2 separate regions of the Mus musculus genome follow, and region 2 is linked to region 1. The links are chromatin contacts, found by Hi-C or POLR2A ChIA-PET in ENCODE. All regions are on one chromosome and are shown on one strand. The core of a region is the stretch at or near the end of the contact, and the rest is flanking DNA. Distances in the headings are between cores, read along the strand shown. Region 1 holds the start of Pigw (phosphatidylinositol glycan anchor biosynthesis, class W). Region 2 holds the start of Znhit3 (zinc finger, HIT type 3).

The links. A loop is a pair of places that touch in the nucleus more often than their neighbours do. ChIA-PET counts read pairs that join two places held with the same protein, here RNA polymerase II (POLR2A).
Region 2: a loop to region 1 is called in a map of left cerebral cortex, with 4 times the contacts of the local background. The contact joins the promoter of Znhit3 here to the promoter of Pigw in region 1. A Hi-C loop is called at or near these places in 5 of 37 maps with a recorded cell type or tissue (CH12.LX, left cerebral cortex and v-Abl transformed pro-B cells). POLR2A ChIA-PET finds 5 or more read pairs at or near these places in 4 of 5 experiments (Patski and embryonic stem cell).

Annotation. Positions count from the first base shown.
Region 1 is chr11:84,876,114-84,883,814 of GRCm38, forward strand. It overlaps Pigw (phosphatidylinositol glycan anchor biosynthesis, class W), which reads right to left and starts at 4,172. Exons shown (of 2, transcript NM_001077636.1): 1 at 4,115-4,172; 2 at 200-2,399. The coding sequence starts at 2,388. The coding sequence ends at 877. Myo19 (myosin XIX) reads left to right here and starts at 4,057. Exons shown (of 25, transcript NM_025414.4): 1 at 4,057-4,398; 2 at 6,473-6,614. The coding sequence starts at 6,603.
Region 2 is chr11:84,913,167-84,920,867 of GRCm38, forward strand. Znhit3 (zinc finger, HIT type 3) reads right to left here and starts at 3,200. Exons shown (of 5, transcript NM_001005223.3): 1 at 3,090-3,200; 2 at 2,933-2,964; 3 at 1,045-1,119; 4 at 56-136. The coding sequence starts at 3,175.

The sequences.
Region 1 (7,701 bases), core at 2,922-5,421:
AAAAAACCAAAAAAAAAAAAAAAAAAAAAAAAATGTGCACTTACTTGCCAATACTCCAGAGGATCCAGGTTCAATTCTTAACCAACATGGCAGCTCACAATCATTTGTAATTCTAGTCTCAGGGTATTCAACCCCCCTCTTCTGACTTCTGTAGGCATTGCACACATATGATGCACAGAAATACATGCAGACAAAATATGCATTCACATAAAAATTTTAAATAATTCAGATCTTAATGTAAACACATATAACACAAACATTATAATCACAATTACATATTCATATAAAAACCACAAATACAGTGCCATAATGATATATAGAAAGTAAAAATTACCGCCATTCACCTTCCAGTGTCAAAACTATCAACAAGTGGGTGTGGTGGCTCACGCCTGAAATCCCAGCATTGAGCCTGAGGTAAGAGTACAACTGTGAACTCCAGGCAAAGCAAAATCTATGAACAAGTTCTTTAAAATACTGGTGTTTTCTAAGTTCCAATAAATAACAAGATTTTTACTTCTATTCTTTGCCCCCCTCCCCGCCCCCCCACCGGGTCTCTGTACATAGCCTTGGGTGTCCTGAAACTCAACATGCAGACCAGGCTGGCTTCCAACTCACAGAGATCCGCCTGCCTCTGCCTCCCATGTTCTGGGATTAAAGCTTTGTGCCACTTCTTTTGGCTTATTTTACATAATGTTGATATGTATTAAACATCCATGAATCTTCCTTTAAAAAAGGTAAAGTTTAATTTCTGTCATAGAAGACTGAAACTTCATAATAAAGTATGGTTAAGACTAGATTGCTAAGAACACATTTCCTCCCTTCTTATTCTTCTCCACTAAAATAATGTTATTCAAATACATATTTCTTACCCACTCATCACCAAAACTTTATGGTTTTACCTTGTAAATCAAGTACATATATAACTAAACAGTTGGTAAACATATAAATACTGAGCACAACTAAGGTCCACAAGGCACCAGTGTGTAATGTATCCATCGTCAGGTTAATCAGACCAGTTGTTATATTTGACAGTAAGAAAAAAAACAGCTGGTTTCTGTTCAGAGCTGTGATCAAACAAAGACTGGGTTGGTTTTTTTCAGCTTCTAAGATTAGAGATTCAGAATGGTTTTTATGTGTAGTAGGAGACTGTATAAGTTTCCAAGAACATGGAACTAGAGACCCTTTAATTAGAAATTGGGCAAAACTCAAAATTATACCACTCAGTAACAGACAACTAAGAAGCATCAGACTGGAAGCAACTACCCACAGACAAAAGGCTAAATTGGCCATTCTTCGAGATACTGCTTCTATGTTTACTTGCACTATATGAAGAGAAATGAAGAAGCCAACAGCTACTGAGAAAACCCAACAAGTAGCTTTTATCCAGTCTCTGACTTGTGCTCTTCCCTTAAGCACATACAATCCCGTTTGTACACCAGCCATGTGTATTGTCACATACCCCAAAGTGGAAATTATTCCCTCTCGGTTAGCATTTAAGAAGCCAACCCTTGTGCCACTGCCATCAGTGCCATACAAAAGTATCCTCTTGAGTGGAGTATAATCCAGGGCTAGCTGGTATACCACAGTTATGCTGACAGCCACAATCCACGACTTATTTAAAGGAAAAATAATCAAAAGCAGTGACGTTACTAATCGCACAACTATGATGGTAAAGAAAAAGTTCCAGTGAATGCCGTACTCGGTAGAATGTTCCTGGTAGCCTATGGACTTTATAATGACCAACCGTCCCATTCCTAAGAAGACCAATGGCCAGACAGAATACAGCGATTTTCTAAGATAATTAAATCTAGACTCTTCTATAGATTTCCTTCTAACCTCTGGACAAACCATTGCCGCCCCAAAAATAAAGCCACCTACTCCAAAATCCATTGCTCCTGTCCCATAAAGTTCAGTTTTGGCAAATCTTCTAGGGAAAAGTGGGAAATCCACGGCCAAAATGGCAATAGCCGTAAATACGCTGTTAATGACCCGGTAACAGGTGATTGCGGGATTGTACTCAGATTCTAGGCTGATTTTCAAGAAGTTTGCAAAGACTTTCTGGACAGGCACTTTGGCGTAGCAAGTCCTCCTGTGGTATATCTGATACAACAGCCATGCCCCCCAGACAATCACAGTGAGATTCTCGAGGAGGATAAAGGAAGACAATACAGTCAGAGTGATCACTAGGGGGACTATCAAGACAACAAAGTCCATGAGGAATCGTGTGCTCCAGGTGTTTGAGAAAGAGCATACGTGCTGTGAGAAGATGATCCAAAGGCCTCTACACAGGATACAGAAGGCAGGAAAGCACAGGCCCTGGGTCACTTCCAGCACACTGGTCCCACTGAGGTTCCTGACAAAGGCTTCCTTCAGCTGCTTTTGAGACATTTTCTTCCTTCCTGTGGAAACAAGAACAAAAGAATGGATTTGAAGAACACAACATTGTTGTGAATTCAGTAAAAACCTATGTGCCTAACTTGAATTTACATATTTCTTGTTTAAACAAAAGTTTAAGGGCTGGAGAGATGACTCGGCGGTTAAGAGCACTGGCTGCCCTTCGGGGGGACACAGGATGAATTCCCAACACCCATACGGAAGCTCACACCTGTCTGTAACTATAGTTTCAAGGTATCAGACACCTTCATACAGACACACATGTGGGCAGAACAGAACTTCAAGCCCTACTGGTTTCAATTCATGGACAGAACTGTCCTGACTCTCCTAGAACCTAAGATTATAGGAAGAAGTCAACAGTGACACACGAAAAGTATGAAAGTTCTAGTACACAGTTTTATCTTCAATATAAGGCAAATTCAAAACAAAAGTTGCTTAGCTCCCAAACAACTGTGTCTTGTTTTTGTTTGTTTCCTTGAGACAGTTTCTCTGTGTAGCCCTGGCTGTCCTGGAACTGTTTTGCATACCAGACTGGTCTCAAATTCAGGCCTCTGCCATGAGAGTGCTGGGATTAAAATCATCACTGCCCAGCTCTTTTTGTTTGTTGGGTTTTGACAGTGTCTGGCCATGTATCCTGAAACTTAATATGTAGATCAGTCTGGCCTTGAACTCACAGAGATCCACCTACCTCCCCGATCCCCTGCAATACCTAAAGGCATGTGCTACCACTGGCTGCCCTTCCAGAGGTCCTGAGTTCTGTTCCCAGCAACCATGTGGTAGCTCACAACCATCTATAACGAGATCTGGTGCCTTCTTCTGGCATGCAGGCAGAACACTGTATACATAATGAATAAGTCTAAAAACCACCACCACCACCAACAAACCATGTGTGTGGGGGGGGGGGGGGACGACTTCAGGGAGAGAGAGAAGTTGTAAATGTATTTTAGAGTTAGGGCCCTTGGTTTCAACATTGGGTACATAAAGAATGCATGAGCCTCGGGTTGCTCTTTTCCTATTTTACACACAGCCATATTTTCAGATTAAGAAGCAGGTGGACAGAATGGATGCACAGTGCATACCAGCGCCAGTGGCTTCTTTTTAATGCAACCTAAAACCTGTCACATTTTAATGTCTGAAAAGTTGCACCCTGAGAGAACACATCCGACAGTCAGATGTGAATTGATGTCCCTGACAATACACCAGCACCTCACCGTAAGTGGCCCTGCTCTTTTGGCCTTTTAAGTTTTTTTCCTGGCAGACCTGGCCACAACCACGCCCTGCCCACGACTGAGGGTCTCCGGCGTGGACAGAACAGGCTCCCACCGCAAACTGCGGGCACCCTCCGCTTCCGCCTCGCGAGCCGCGCTTCCGGCCGTCGCGGCTCAGCCTGTTCTTCCGGGACCGCAGATTCCGCGCGCCCCCGCCGGGGATGGCAACAGTCCGCACCCCGCCGAACTCCCCACGCCCTTCAGGGTCTTGAGCTGGGTTGGGCCGGGTGCTCTCCAGACCTAGCCGCGCGGCGGGTCCGTGGGAGGGGCGTCTCCCCTCCGCCCCAGGGCGAGGCGGGTTAGGTAGAGGGTCCCCGGAGCCCGCGTCAGCCTCGGGCACCGCGACCTGCAGCAGAGCAGCGCAAGGGCTCTCGGGAACCGCACTTTCCCACCCAGAACTCGGGAGGCCACGGAAACGCCACACCTCACACCCCGGACTCAATAGACCTCACCTCGCGAACAGCCCGCTAGCCGGAGCCGGCGGCCTGGGACGGGCCACGTGCGTCCCGCGCCGCGTGTGCACGCCCCGCCCCTGGGGAGGAGCCGGCGGGCTCCGGGCCATCGAGCCGCGGTTGCAGTGCTCCGCCAGGCGGCCTGGAGCTCCCGGCTTTCTCTCCCGGCCGCTCCCGCGCTCTCTCTCCTCCACGGGCTCTTCCCGCTGCCTCACCCTGCCCACCCGCCCTTCCAATCGGCCTGGGCTGGGACTACCACGCTGGGCGCCCGGGCCGTGGGACCGGTGAGTGCCACTCTCCACCTAGATCCAAAATCCCACACCGCCTGAGGAGGTAGGGAGGTCGGTGAGTCGCTCAGCTAAAACAGAAGGAGGCGTCTCACTTTCTAATTCAGCATTTCTCTTTTTACCCTCTTATGACCAAGGAGGAGGTAACACACAGCTCGTGGCTTTTGCCCAGGGCAAGGACCTTCACGGTCACTTTTCAGCTTGCCAGCAGGGGGCCGGAAAGGGGGTGTTTCTGGCTGACCGAGGCTGGACGTCTCTTTCCTTGTTCTACCCAGGGACGGCGGGAGAGACTTAAGGAAACTGCGCCCTTGACTAGGGTCATAGCCACCTTCCCAGAAAGGACGCGTTCTCTCAGTACCAGGTGCTTCCGGAGTGGTATCCCGGCCCTGGGCACCTTGGGCACGCTGCCAGTGCTGGAAGTGCTGGATCCGTCCAGGAATCTGGAGCAAAGCAGGCTGAGCCCCCATCCTCACCCCCCAGGACCCAGCTCTTTTCCTTATAGCCCTCCTTCTGTACTTCTTACAAAAAGAAATCCGAAGCAGAGGCGGAGAGGGTGGCAATCTGGTTACCACTTGCCTTGACTTGGTTGGTCCTTCACATACTCATTACTCTCCTCTGCCTACTGTGGTCACACCCTTTCCAGAAATTCTTGGTGGTAACCACGAAGAGGAGGGAGCAGGAGAACTGGAGAAAACTGCTTTGATCTGATTTGACTTCAACCAGGAGCTGACGCTGCAAAGTAATAACCAGCATTTACCAAGCTCTCTCGCAGGTCTCGCCCGTACGAGCCATAATTTTGCGCTTTGTGGTATGGTATTATACCATTGGCAATTGTATAAAAATGAGGCTTAGCTCCTGTAATATATTCTAAGAAGGTTGTGAGCTTTGGATTCTAACTTAAATGCGCTGTTGTGGTCTCCTGACTGGCCTCCCTCTCAAGATCAGCTTCCAGTTGAGTCTCCAGAGACCCTTGGGTGATGGGGTACAGTGTACACAGTGATATTGCCTAGCCCAGCCCTGATTCCCTTTTCTTCTTGAATTTTACCTCTCCCTGTTTCATGGCCATCCCTGGTCCTGCTTCTTTGGAGACTAGGTGTGTTCAAAGCTTCAAAAAGTCTGTATCGGGATTGACTCATCAATCCGTTATAGATGTCCCTCATCCTCACGCCTCATTGCTAGGCAGGGATGGGAGTCTGGGACACTCCCGAGTCTGGCTGAAGCTCACCAGTTTTCAGATACTGTCCTCATACAGGTACTCTCAAATAGATTCTTTCCTGGTCTCACCTTGTTTGTTCGAGATAAGGTCTTACAGTATAGCCCAGACAAGACGCAAACTCTGAGATCCTCCTGCCTCAGCCTCTTGTATGTTGAGATTACAGGCACATGCCACCAGTCTCAATCTCGTCTGTTGGGCAGTGGGCGTTCCCTATCTGTTTAATGTCTCCAAATGAACCATCAGCCCCATGCATAACACTAATTGTTCCTAGACAATGATATGATACTCAGACTTGTACTGTGCTTTCAAACCTTGACGTCATTGGCCTTCATAACCTCTCCATGTAAGGTACATTTAACTACCCCTATTTTCAAGGAGAAAATTTGGGCAGTAGGGTTGCCCTGGGGTCACATACCAATTCCCTTCTCATATGGCAGCTTCCTAGGGACATCAGTAGTTGACACCAGGCCTATTCTCCCTCAGCTGCTGGCTACATTTATGTTGGGGGTATTTCTGTCTAATGCTGATGATAGGGCCAAGGCTATCTCTTCATTCTCCATGACATACTGACCCAGAAGATTCTGCAACCCCTGCCCATCACTTACTTCCCTTAAAACTGCCCCTGGCCTTTTGCTGTAAGAGAAACATCAGAAAGTATCCCAGGTAGTCTCTGGAGGCTCTCAGCAAAGGAGTCTTACTTCCTAATTGGCAAGGGGATGCACAGTCTCTCCCTCTCTGCCCAGGCCTGCCTGGTTCTCATTTGGGATGCTCCCGCTTGGTGGGAGGAGCAGGACTGAGTCATCCCAGAGAGGCCCTCACCTGTGTGTGGCCCTTGTCTTCTGTCTCACGCTACAGGTTTCAAGATGACTCGGCTGCGATTCCCACACTCCTGAGTCTTCTGCTGGAAGGATGGCCTCATGACCAGGTTGACAGACAGCACTCTGTGTCGGTGACACAGAACTCTGGCCGACCACACTGAAGCACGATGCTCCAGCAGGTAATCCCTCAAGCCCAAGTAACTGAGCACTTTCCCTCTTGCCTGTCTGAAGAAAGACTGCAGTGCTTCTAGTGAGGGACTCTTCAGAGTATCCCAGGACTCTTCCTGATACGCCCTTTTTGTGATTTGGTGGCTCTTTTCCTTGGAATGGTTATGGGTAGATAGGTAAAGAAATCAATCCAAACCACGCTGATAACCTAAAACGGGGGCGTATCCTGACAGAAGTCCCTGACAGACTGTTTTGTTGTATCACTTTGGAAGTTTGTACACTGAATCTGATCCTTTAAGAATAATCTAGAGGCCCAGCAGCGATGGTGGTGCATGCCTTCAGTCCCAGCACTTTGGGAAGCAGAGACAGACAGATATCTGAGTTTGAGGCCAGCCTGGTCCACAAAATGAGTCCCAGGACAGCCAAAGCTACACAGAGAAACCCTGTTGGGATAGGGGGGGGGGTTTGGGGGGGGGGGGCTGGATTAGCCAAGCAAGCTAGGCTTGGTAGCACACATCTTTACTGCCAGCACTTGGCATAGGCAGGGAGATCTCTGTGAGTTCAATGTCTAAAAGAGAGAGAGAGAAAACCTGTCTTAAAAAAAAAAAAGAAAAGAAAAAGAATTATCCAAATGGAGAAGGAACATGGACGGTTCAGACAAGAGGTGAGCCTGTGCAAAAATGTAGGAGAAGGTAAGTAGCTTAGGTGGAGTCCAGCATTCTGCCTGTGAAAAGGCTAGTATCCCTGGTCTGCAAGGTGGGAACCACCCTTCACTGTGGAGTTCTGTCTCATACACATAGCATCCTTTCTTTGTAAGTAGCTCAGATCCAGACAGCACAGTGGTATGTATTTGCTGAAATTTTATTTTACTAAATTTTGCCCCATACCAAGGGCTCAGGGAGTTTGTGCTCTAGTGAGCCCCAGCAGAATAACCAAGGTAAAGCTTGTCAGGCTCAAGAAAGCCATGGTAGATGCTGCTGGACCATTGAGCCATTTGCCTGGAAATAGACTTGAAGGCTAAGAACAGTAGGCAAGACAGTTATCTGCTCTGGGCTGTTGTATTTTCTTTTTTCCTTATTCCAAAAGTAATCATCTTTA
Region 2 (7,701 bases), core at 1,950-4,449, 36 kb after region 1:
AGCACAAACTAACAGTTAACAAGCCTAACAGTTAACAAGCCCAGCACAGACTTACCTAGATTCTTTAAATTCTGCAGAGACACTCTGTCTTCTTCCTCATCACTGTTGAGGAAATCAGCTACGGAGGAGTCATCATCTGAGGAGTGTAGAGCACAGCTGGTCAGGCCTCAGGAAGCCAGGGCAGCCACGTCGACCACGTGTGTACTGAGGTGCCACAGGGAGGGCACACTAACAGTCGTGTTCAAATAAAATGACAGCTTGCTTCTCTGGCTTCACAATTAAACCAAGAGTAGGTGGCAGAATGGTGACTGGGCTTCACAAGAGCATGACATGCTGTGGTCTGCAGACAGCACCCTTCCTGGCCTCGTCGTGACCCAGGGCTGTGACTGTGAACGAGGCCTATAAAACCCTGACAAGCATAGTACCCCCACTTTCACCAAAGGCAGATACACCCAAGCCCATACTAGACGTTTCTCAAAGGACACATAGCCCAACTCTTTCTGTGACTCTTAAGAACCTCTTTGAGGCACAGAAGGGGCTGTGTGCAGATCTACAACACCCAGGAGGCATTAAAGACAGACGAATCCATGGATGCATGAAATGTGTGAGTGGAGGACAGCCCATTACTGCTGGAAATCTAAGGCGACTTCAGCAGCAAGGAGGTGACCTAATTCAAAGGAAGCCTCCCACATGGGCCTAACCCCAGGCCCAGGGCCCCTCCCCAGAGCCATGCTTCAGGACGCTAGTTTGTACTCCACCCTGCTGAGGCTGCTGCTCCCCCAAAAAGGCATCCTCCTGTATCCTGTCCATTTACCCCCTCTCCTTTCCTTACCATTTAGTATCTTTGAAATCAATTGAAGTGTGTTGTTTAAACTCGACCACCATGCTAGGTAGTGGTGGTGCACGCCTTTAATCTCGGCACTCTGGAGGCAGAGGCAAGGAAGGCCAGTCTGGCCTACAGAATGATTTCCAGGACTACACAGAGAAGCCCTTTCTCGAAAAACAAACAAACAAACACAACAACAAAAGCCCCAACCACCTCACCTTTGCTCTCCTCAGACCTCACAGGAGGCCCTGCTCTTCTCTTCTCAACAGGTCGGGCTTCAGAGCTGCACTGCTCTGAGAGAGACACAAATTTCAGGCATAGCCAAACACAACCCTCCATGCCAGCCAACGAGGCCGCAAGTCCCCATCACGGCCAGTGTACTGAATGTGTACTGGGTAGAGACACACAGAGGGAGAGACAGGTCAAACCAAGCGATCAGTCAGAGAACCGTGAGTAATTCCGAGTCCAGCAGAAGGGGCGAGGAAGCCGACTGAGCTTGGACCTGGGCAAGGTGGTTGTGTGCCCCACCCTACCTTCACAGGACTTCCCCCAGGATTAATGGCAGTGACTTCTATAAACATAACACAATTCATCAACAGTTACTGTATGTGTGCACCCATGTGCCGCTAGGACATGAAGGTCATAACTCCCAGGTCAGAGGGGTTTAGTAGTCATGGAACACATGGATAAGGTAAGAAAAGTCTGCTCTAAGTCTACCTGAGGAAGCCCAGAGACTTAACGGAGCGAGCTTTCACAAGCAGAAAGCAAGCATTTCGGCAGGGATAGGTCTGAGCCTGGGGTGGGAGAAAACAGCAGAGACAGAGGGAGAATGTGCTACATGTATGCAGTGTTTACAGAGGCCAGAAGAGGGAGTCAGAGCCCCTGAAGGGGAGTCAGAGCCCCTGGGAATGGACCTACAAGTTGCCTATAGTAGGCAGGTGCTGAAAACCAAACTCAGAACCTCTGGGAAAGCAACAAGAAGCTCTTAACAGCCGAGCCATCGCTCCAGCTCCATTCTCAATAGGTCAGGAACTTATTTTAACCAGTTCTGGTGGCTCCTATAATCCTAGCATTTGAGGATGACAAAGCATGATCATGATAGATAGGCCAGCCTGAACTACATAAAAAAAAAAAAAAAAGAGCCAGTCTCAGCTGGGCCGTGGTGGCTTGTGCCTTTAATCCCAGCATTAGGAAACTAAGGCATGGGGATTGTGAGTCTGGGAGGAGTATAGAATATATAGTTCAGCCAGGCGTGGTGGTGTACGCCTTTAATCCCAGCACTCGCGAGGCAGAGGCAGGCAGATCTCTGAGTTCGAGGCCAGCCTGGTCTACAAAGTGAGTTCCAGGACAGCCAGGGCTACACAGAGAAACCCTGTCTCGAAAAACAAACAAAAACAAAAACAAAACAAAAAAAGGAATATATAGTGAATCTGAGATACTCTTTCTCAGCACAAAATAAAACAGCACTTGGGAGGCAAGAGGCAGGCAGATCGCTATGAATTTGAAGCCAGCCCGGTCTACAGAGCGAGTTCGAAGGCAGCCAGAAACCCTTTATTGAAAAGCAAACAAAGAAAGAAGGAAAATGAAAGAAGAAAAAGAACCAGCCGGGCGTGGTGGCTCACGCCTTTAATCCCAGCACTCGGGAGGCAGAGGCAGGCGGATTTCTGAGTTCGAGGCCAGCCTGGTCTACAGAGTGAGTCCCAGGACAGCCAGAGCTACATAGAGAAACCCTGCCTCGGAAAAAAAAAAAAAGAGGAGGAGGAGGAGAACCTGTCTCAAAATACCACACACAGAAAAAGAAAATTTCTCCTATTGTAAATAATAAACAACCATATTTTAAAGACAACCATTGCTGGCTAATTGACCTCAGCCAAGGCAGTTTCTGCGATAGTGAGGGGCTACACTAGAATGTCAAGATGAATAAATAGCTAAGACTTTTCCCAAGAAAGCAGCTGACTTGCTTTGGATTATTTGAGACAGGGTCTCAGTCTGTAGTCAGGCTGGCTTTGAACTGGCGGGAATCCTCCCGCTTCGGGTTCCTGGGGGCATGGGGCCTGTACGGTACAAAGAAGGAGCAAGGGCTGCGACGGTGTCCCGGGGTCTTACCTTTGTGCTTCTGAAAACAGGGGACCGAACAGCTGTAATGAGACAGACAGGCTCAGGTCAGCACGATCAGCACGAGCGGCCGCAGCACGTACCCCTTGCCCGCAGCCGCCGCCCGCAGCCCGGCCTCCCTCCGAACCCACTACCCGCTCTGGCTCACTAGGGCACGCGGCAAGTCGGGCAACGGTATTTCGGCTTCTCCAAACAGACCACACAGACCGCAGTCCTACAATTCAGCGACGCCATGACTTCCCAGAAGACACCCGCGCTCACTCTTTTACCTAAACAAGGGCCAATCACAGCGCTCCGCACTCATTGGCAGTCAGAAGCAATGGATTGATCCTGTTCTCTATTCTAGGCCTCACCTGTAGAGTGTCGATACAGTAGATGTGCATTTAGAGCTGCTGCGTCAAGGATTTTTTTCCTCTGATTAGATCAGGCCACGGAACTCAGGATTTTTCTGCCTCTGCATCCCTGACACTGACATCACAAGTGTGCACCACCATGCCTAATCAAAGACATTAAAAAAAAAAAAAAACTGTATACGTGTGCGCCTGTGCCGGGGTAAATGATGTCCCTGCCCCAAGAGAGACCAGAAAAAGATATCAGATCCAATGGAGCTAGAGATAGGCGGGTTTGAACTTCCTACTGTGAATGTTAAGACTCAAACTCTGTAACAGCATCTAGCGGTCCTTACTGCTAAGCCACTTCTCCCAGCCCAAAAGACATTTGAGGCTGAGCTGCTGACAAATGCTTGTTGAACCCCGACTGTGAGTTCTACAATGTCCAGACACTGGGGATGATTGGAAGACGGTCTCTTCCCTAGGAGCACAAGGCTTGAAGTGAAAACAGAATGGGGAAAGGACTAAGGAAGAGACTGGAATTTTAGTGTCAAGCCGTGCATTTGCACGACTCTGAAAATGAGCCTGTAGGTTTTCTTGTGCTTCATGCCACTACAAGCCATGGTGGAGTTGACTGACTGCAGAGCAGATCAGTGGCTAGGCTAAAGGAATCCAGGCTAATGAGTCAGAATAGATGGGCTATGACTAACCTTGAAGGCTACTATAGACTTTAGTTATAGACAAAATCGTGGAGTCAGTTGTGTTAAGGTCTGAGACCCTGTTGCAGGGTGTGTCACCAGGCCCTACTTGGAATCCTGTTTTCTTTAAGAAACTTGCTCCTCTCTGAAGCTCTGAATTTGGTCTAACCTAAACTCCAGCTTCCAGGACCTTAAATCATGTTCCTCTCCCAAATGCCTCCTCCTCATCTATGTGGCCCATTCAGGCTCTAGGGTCCTTTGTTGATTTGTTTGTTTGTTTTTGTTTTTGTTTTTGTTTTTAAGACAGGGTTTCTTTGTGTAACCCTGGCTGTCCTGGAACTCATGCTGTATACCAGGCTGAGCTTGAACTCACAGAGCCGGCCTGCCTCTGTTTCCACCAGCCCTGCTCTAGGGTCCCTGTTAATAAGTGTGCGCATGAGCATCTGTGCCTGCTGAGATGGAGCTGCTGCAAACTAGGCAGTGCCTGGAGCCCTGACTCCCACTCTTTGAGTGTCTTAGAGGGCTTGGTTGCTACCTGAGCCCTTTTATCAATTAAAGTGGATGTCCAGACCTAAATTCTTGAGCTATTGAAAGACAAATGGAAATCATACATATATATTTTTTAACCTGTAGCTGGCAAAAGGGTTATTTCCATGATACTCGGAAGGAGTCTAATCTCCTGGATCTCTGCTACTGACAATTTGGTCTGACTCGGTAGAAAGGATGGGAAATGAGTAAGAGTCCTTCTTTAGTATCATGGGACCGCTGGAAGGCTCTCCAGGCCCAAAACACTGTCCTTCCGCTAAATCAGAAGGCCCCTTTGGCTCTCTCTTTGCTCCCGTCAGCCCGTCAAGAGCTTGCTTAGAATCCAATACAAATTCACACTGACCCAATAACCCTTTTCGTTCCTAGTCTTCAACAGAGATGTGACCTTTGGTTTCCAGAAGGTCCAAATTAAAATGGGACAACCAGAGAAGGCCAACAACTCATCCATGATCACATTTGAATCTGTGTCCTGTGTGGCAAGGGTATAAACTGTCACAGACCACCCGGATTTGTATTGTGTGTTTGTATGTAATGGCTGAAACCGAGAATCTCTCCTACACACACTTCCTGTGGTGGAGATGCTGCTCCCTCTATTCTGGAGGTCCCTAGCTTCAGGGATCACTGTCAGACTTTCTTCAATGTCCAGGACAGGAAAGGAAGTGTGAGGGGGACCAGGTGGGGGAATACCGAGGACACTGTGAATCCAGACTCGTTATCCAGTTGACCACACTTGAGGTTCCAATGGGAGCATCCTGGCTTTCTATGAACTCCAGTTAAACCCATCTTAGATGCCGCGTACTCCTCCGCAAGAGCCTGAAGAGCAGTGAAAATCCTTGGAAAGAAGCGAGACAGCAAAGAAAGGTTTCAGAACTCAGGTACCTAGCTACTGGCAGTCAGGCGCCTGTGAGCCTCCAGAGACTCTCGCAGTGTTGCATGCCAGCAACAGGCACCGCCAGAGGGCGCTGCAGGCCGCCGTTGGATCGGTGTAGCGACTACTCTTAGAGCCCAGCACACACCCCACTTTATGCTGTAGATTAAGCTGCTGGCAGCTTAGAAAAAAAAGCTAGAGTAGTAACTAAACCGTGAAGCGATGAAAAGAGAGTCTCCTGGGAAAAAGCAGGACAGTCGCCAACCTCGGGCTCTAAATGCTAAAGGCTCTCCAGGGCCAGCTCTCAGTGCCTCTTAGCTAGGAGCTCATGTAAACTCCAGGATAGTGGCAGTCCACCTGGAAGCTGACCACCTATGTTAGCCTAATGAGAATCTAGCTGTGCTCTGGGAACTTTGGGGTTACTAGCCTAGAGCAGAGTTTCTCAACCTGTGGACTCGTGACCCTTTCACAGGAGTTTCCTAAGACCATCAGAAAACAGAGATTGACCTTACAATTCATAACAAAATTACAGTTATGAAGTAGCAACTGAAATAATGTTATGGTTGGGGGTCAGCACAACATGAAGAACAGTATTAAAGGGTCCCAGACTTAGGAAGGTTGAGAACCACTGAATCAGAATATTTATCTGTTCTTGGGGTGGGAGGGACAGAGGAAAGGAATGTAGGTTCGTTGGCTAAACATGCAGGAAGTTTTGGGTTCAAGCCTCGGCAATGCAGAAGTCTAACATGGTGAGCATGGCTGTAATCCCAGAATGGGAGGTGGAGGGAGGAGGATGGAGAATTCAAGGCTCCATGGAAAGTTTGCCTGGGATACTGAAGACTCCATCTCAGGGTACACTCTCCTCACATGTAGCACCTATGCTCTTACTAGAGGCCTGGGGTTAATAAGGCTTGGAGACCTGTGGGATGGCTCAGCGGTTAAGAGCATTGGCACATGGTGGCTCATGACCATCTATAAAGAGACCTGGCGCCCTCTTCTGGCCTTCAGGTGTATATGCAGACAGTCCTCATTTACATAAATAAATTAACTTTAAAAAATATATAGGACTGTGCTTTGCCCCATTCCAGGTCCATTCTGCTACTCTAAAATATCCATCCCGTGCAAGCACTGAATGACACTGGAAAACAGGTACCATTGGGCCCCGGGAGACTATTTCCACGATCTCACCTGTTCACATTCATTTCCATCCCACACGGGAAAGCGTAGGCTCCAGAAATGGCTCAGCAGGTACAGGTGCCAAGCCTGAAGATCCCTCCCGGTAAGAGAGAACTGACTCTGGTCAGTTACTATCCCCTGACTCCTCCATGTGTGCCTCCCCTCCACACACAATAATCAAACAGACAACTGTGAGCTTGCTGAGGGGAGTCTCGAACTTCTGATCCTCCTGCCCCAACATCCTGAATGCTGGGATCACAGGCACATACTACCACATCAAGGTTGTGTATTGCAAGCAGCCCCAACGTTCCTGAAAATTCACAGCAAAAGGGATGGACCATTGTACTCTGAGAAATTTCCAGAGTAGGTTTAGGCCGGTCCTGTCTGCCCTTGCTTAAAGCTCCGGGATTCTGTTTGGCAACTTTTTACAGAACCTAATTCACTGACTCATCCATGGGACTGGAAACTACCATGGGAATGGGTCAGAGGGAACCTGGTAAAATTCAGGTTGCAATCACAAGGGCGGGTGGAAACACAGTGTACAAACTCTAATCGTCAAGCAACCATCATTTCCTTTTCCGTTCCTCTGCAAAGTAGTTGATAGATTGAGGGTTTCTCTGCAGCGGCCACTAGGAGCATTTAATTTGCTGTCCAAACTAGGTCTCTTGTTTTTGGAGGGCTAAGAACCAAACTCCAGCTGTGTTAGTGCTCGGCTGATACGCTGACCCTGTGATAAAGCTATCAGACATGCTGGCCAGTCCTCTGACCTCCTCCTCCTGAGCACCCAGCTTCCCAGTCAAACACTCCTGCTTGTGCCTGGCTCTTCCTTTCCTACCCTCCGTTCATCTTCCTGGAATTCTCTATTTCCTCATTGGGGCAGTACATTTCTGACCCTCCCGTAACTCCCAGTAAATGTTTCCCTTCTTCGGAGAAATGTTTCCTGTCAGGCAACAGTAAGCACACATATTCTTTATTCCACATGCTTGCTAATCCACATTGCTCTGAATTTTATAGTAATTTGCATCTGCCCCCTACTAGCTAAACCCGGTCCCTTTATACACCCAATGTCCCTGGTATTCATCTCAGCTGAGATTTGTAAGCAAGGGCTTTGATACTTTTTTAGGGAAGACAGCTTTTATTCCT